2 separate regions of the Homo sapiens genome follow, and region 1 is linked to region 2. Evidence: read pairs that join two places in POLR2A ChIA-PET (ENCODE). Cell type or tissue: A673. All regions are shown on one strand.

What was found. Peaks named below come from ENCODE experiments on the same cell type or tissue, not always from the same donor. Only the 100,000 strongest peaks of a DNase experiment are listed, where the experiment ranks them.
Region 1: POLR2A ChIA-PET joins it to region 2 with 11 read pairs; 6 of 35 experiments call an interaction of 5 or more read pairs at or near these places.

What each region holds. Positions count from the first base shown.
Region 1 is chr11:67,194,659-67,197,158 of GRCh38, reverse strand. All of the region lies in intron 5 of KDM2A (lysine demethylase 2A), which reads right to left. Among named protein-coding and RNA genes, the nearest start is that of GRK2, 71 kb to the left of the region's middle. In A673, a CTCF peak has its summit at 874; a DNase peak (open chromatin) is centred at 1,038; H3K27ac peaks cover 1,805 bases.
Region 2 is chr11:67,032,669-67,035,168 of GRCh38, reverse strand. It overlaps SYT12 (synaptotagmin 12), which reads right to left. Exons shown (of 8, transcript NM_177963.4): 3 at 331-524. Among named protein-coding and RNA genes, the nearest start is that of SYT12, 11 kb to the right of the region's middle. RefSeq lists an enhancer at 2,082-2,500. In A673, no CTCF peak of the experiment used is centred here; a DNase peak (open chromatin) is centred at 1,148; H3K27ac peaks cover 853 bases.

The sequences.
Region 1 (2,500 bases), 160 kb before region 2:
TCTGTTAGGTTAGATATAATTGCTATTTTATTTTAAATCACAGCAAAGTTATTTGTGTTCACCCTTGGGTTTATTTAGAAAATACAAGGTTACAAAGGGCTTCCAAAGATCATTATTAGCAGTAAGAAGATTACCGAGGAAAGGAAAAGTGGTAAGGAAGTGGGAAGAAAACCGAAGACTGATGACTGAATAAGATCTTACATATTTGCATAGCTCAGAAATTTGAATACTATATCCAGGAGTCTATTTTTTTTTCAACTTGTAAAAAATGGTAGTAAAATACAAAAAACATAAAATGTTCTATCTTAACCATTTTTAGGAGCACAGTTCAGTGTTATTAAATATATTCACAATGTTGTGCAACCATTACCACCATCCATCTCCATAACTCTGTTCATCTTATAAAACTGAAACTATGGCCGTTTTAAGTCCCCATTGCCCTTCTTCCCAGTAACCACTATTCTATTTTGTCTCCATGATTTTGGTTACTCTATATACTTCATGTCAGTGGAATTACACAGTATTTATATTTTTGTGGCTGGGTTATTTCACTTAGCATAAGTCCTTAGGATTCATGTAATGTGTAGTATATATCAGAATTTCCTTCCTTTTTAAGGCTAAATAATAATCCAGTGAATGGAAATAGCACATTATGCTAAAGTATTCACTGCTGATGGACATTTAGGTTGCTACATTTTAGCTACTATGAATTATCATTCAGCCAAGCACTGTGGCTCATGCTTGCAGTCCCAGCTATGCAAGAGGTTAAAGCAGGAAGATCGCTTGAGTCCAGGATTTCAAGGCCAGCTTGGGCAACACAGTGAGACCTCATCTCTTAAAACTGTAATAGGCCCACTTGCTCCCTCCTGCCATCTGGCTGACATGAAGAACTGGAGGTGGCAGCAGTGGTAGCCTGCATCTGAGGCTCATGGGCTGCAAGCCCCTGCTCGTGCACCATGGATGATTTTGCCAAAGAAAGTTTCACTGTAGTGGATTATGTCTTGTTAGAAAATTGCCCTAATATGGGTGACTATGTCGTTGCTCCTCAATTTATGACCGACAATTATGTTCGTGTGACTCAGCTTAACTGGGATGGGGTGGGTACGCAATAAAAAGATTACATCTAAGTGAGAGAAATTTAGCAATTCTTGTGGTTCTGAGATAAGTTTGAAGAAATCACAACATCTTGAGTTGATAGAAGATATTGTGGATTTGGCAAAGAAAGTTGCTGTAAGTGGTAGAAAAATTATTCCTTATTGGAGCCTATTGAGAACTGGTTATAAAATAGAAAATAAAATACTGGCAACGGAACCAGCTTTGAACTGGGTAAATACACAGGCAATATTAACAATTCTAACTAAATTAGGACAAGCTGACAATTGTTGGCTTATGTTAAGTATTTTCTTTACTGAATATAAGTACAATATAACTAAAGTTCTAACAGAAAACTGCAATTTGCTTGAAGAATTTAAAACCCAAGGTTATACAGACTGCATAGAGCATGAACAACTAATAAAAATAAAAGGAAATAAAGAGTTTTGCAAAGAAAGACTTGATACAGCTCTATTACACCAGAGCCACTGAATAGAGACCTGAAAACCATTTTCTTTATAGTAACAGAGCTCTTTGTTTTCTTCATACTGGACAGTTTAGAACACAGTCCCATGGCATAAAATTTGGAAAATAGAAGAGTTTAAAAAGAAAATAAAAATCACCAGCAATCCAACCACCTTGAAGAATATTGCTGTATTAATGTTATTCAACTTTTTTTTTTTTTTTTTTTTTTTTTGGAGACGGAGTCTCACTCGATCACCCAGGCTGGAGTGCAGTGGTGCGATCTCGGCTCACTGCAGCCTTCGCCTTCTGGGTTCAAGTGATTCTCCTGCCTTAGCCTCTCGGGTAGCTGGGACTATAGGCATGCGCCACCACGCCCGGCTAATTTGTTATGCAACTTTTAGATGGCTCAAGTCATGGATAAACTGAGACTATTTAGACTAGAGAACTGGATGGGCTTGACAGTCTTCCATCAATACCACTATTCTCAATGGGTTCTGACAAGAAATGAGCTGCAAATGTCTTTAGGTTATTGCCTCTGTCTAGGTCCAGAATTGCATATATTCTACACTGTTTGAAGGTAAGTTTGTACACTTTCAAGATCAGATGAATAGGCTGGCAATTCTAAAAGTTGAGGATTCCTGTAATAATTGAGAAGCCAATCCAAAAATCGTGCCTTGCAGGAAGTCATCCACTCTCCAGCTCCAAGAGCTAAGAGGCAAATCCAAGTATTTCTGCTCCTTCATGAATGTTGAATCTTAGATACACAAATAGGATCCTCCTAAAACCCTGCTGCAACAGCAGGTGAATCAAAGTAGGAGTACAGAAGCCAGGTAGCTTGCTGAGATAAAGGCCAAGAGCAGGTTGTGGATCTATCCTTGTACCTCCTTCCTGATGGTCTAGCTTGTGGTTTAATACCACCTACATTTTTATTAGAGGCAGGTAA
Region 2 (2,500 bases):
GCATGGTGGTGCACGCTTATAATCCCAGCTACTTGGGAAGCTGAAGCAGGATAATCGCTTGAACCCAGGAGGCAGAGGTTGCAGTGAGCCCAGATCATGCCATTGCACTCCAGCCTGGGCAACAAGAGGGAAACTCTATCTCAAAAAAAAAAAAAAAAAAAAAAAAGTTGAAGATGTGAAAGGGGAAGAGGGAGGTCTACTCCCCTTTCAAAGGAGGACATTAACCAGGAGGAGGTGGTGACGGAGGGAGAGGGGCTGAAGACTGATCTGAGTGGATGGTAGGGGCATGGGGTTGCACTCGCTGTGCACCTGCAGGAGCAGAAGCCTCACCTTCTCCCTGGCCTCTGCGCAGCTCTCGCCGTACTTCTGCTGAAGGTACCTGTAGTCGTAATTGGGGAACGGAGAGGGGCTGGGGAAGCTCCCCGACGTCCAGAGCTTCCACAGGCTCACAGCTGCGATTCCCAGCAGGGCCAGGGCCCCTGCAGCATAGACACCCACCTCCCAGCCAGGGGGGCTCTTGATGACTGCAAGGCAAGGGCAGCCTCTCATTAGGGCTTCCTAGTGGATACAGACCCCCACCCGGGGAGCAGCACCGACTTCTACATTGAATGGATATTTATTGAATGCCTACTATGTGCTAGGTGCTGGAGATCCCATGTCGAACAAGACATACACTTTCCTGTGTTGCTTGGGACCAGAAGTGTTTTGGGTTTCAGATTTTTTCTGATTTGGGGATATTTACATTACACTTATAGTCTGAGCATTCCTAATCCAAAAATCTGAAATCCAAAATGCTCCAATAGACATTTCTTTCAGCATCATGTCGGCCCGCAAAATATTTCAGATTTTGGATTTGGATTTTTGGATTTAGGATGATCAGCCTGTGTACATAATATCCAGAAAAGGCAAATCTATGTAGACAGAATTGACACCAGTCTATACAGTAGATTAGTGACTGTCAGGGGCTGGAAAGTTGGGAGAAATAGGGTTTCTTTGGGGGATGATGAAAATATTCTAAAAATAGATTGTGTGGTTGGTTGCACAATATACTAAAAACCATTAAATTGTACACTTTAAGTGGGTAAATTGCTTGGTATGTGAATCTTTTCTCTCTGTGAATCTCTTACCAAAACAAACAACTCAGCCACAAGTGAGAGGTGGCTGCAGGCTGTGCAGGGCTTGGAGACAAATCCAGATGCTCAGAGGCTTTTGCTCTGCTGATGAGTCAATAACCTTCTCTCTCTGAGCCTTGCTGCCCCCGAAAACGGAAATTAACAACCTCCTCAACTGTGGCAGGCGAGTCCTCCCCAGCACCGCGCTTGGCACGCAGCAGGACCATACACGTTCCAAGGTTTTGCCTCCCTCTCCCAGGAAACCTGGCTCTGCTTCCCCAAAGGAAGCCAAGGAGACACTGGGATTCATTGTGCAGGTCACAGTGCTGGCAAATACAGTTCTCTAAACTGCTCTTAGTACTGCGTCTGTCTCAATTCAAGTGAGGAAACTGAGGCACAGAAAGGCTAAAGAACTTGCCCAAGGTCACAGAGCCCAGAAGGGGTGGTGCTGGGACCCCAACTCTAGCAGCCAGACCCCAAAGCAAGTGGGGTAACCACTGCCCCACCCGGCCTCGACCCCGCACAGTTCCCTGGAAGCAAGGTGGGGAGAGGTGCGAAGAGCACCTCAGGGCATGAGATTGATCACTGCACATCCATTGAGCACCCATCCTGGTGTGCCAGCAGCCTATGGGCATGGGTAGCCAGGGTTGAGTCAGCCCCAGGCCAAGTCCCTGTCCTTAAGTAGCTGGCAGTCTAGGGGGTGGGGTGGGGCAGGCAAATAAATAGACAGATCAGGGTACTGGGAATGGGAGCAGCCCAGGAAGGCCTCCTGGAAGAGGGACATGTAAGCTGAGATATGAGGAGGGGCAAGAAGTGTGCCAGGCCACGGCAACAGGAGCTGGAAGTCAAGAGCGGGAAGAATAGAGGGGTATAAAAAGCCCAGAGTGGGCAGAGTGGCCGGGGGAGGGAGGGAGGGGACCCGGGGCTAGAGGAGTTCCTCATCACTGCTGCCCTGAAGCCCGGCCACACAGGAATGGATCACACAGTGGGGCAGCCCCTCTAGCCTGCCCTGCTGTCTGCTGAGCTGCCTTTGGCCAGAGTCCACAGCACTGACTCACTGGCCTCCAGCCCTGACGCCCTCCCAGCACTGAGCACCCTGTAAGGCTCTACTTTCTTTTCTTTTCTTTCTTTTTCTTTTTTTTTTTTTTTTTGAGATGGAGTTTCACTCTTGTTGCCCAGGCTGGAGTGCAATGGCACGATTTCGGCTCACTGCAACCTCTGCCTCCCCGGTTCAAGCGATTCTCCTGCCTCAGCCTCCCGAGTAGCTGGAATTACAGGCGTCCACCACCATGCCCAGCTAATTTTTTGTATTTCTAGTAGAGATGGGGTTCCACCATATTGGCCAGGCTGGTCTCAAACTCCTGACCTCAGGTGATCCACTCGCCTTG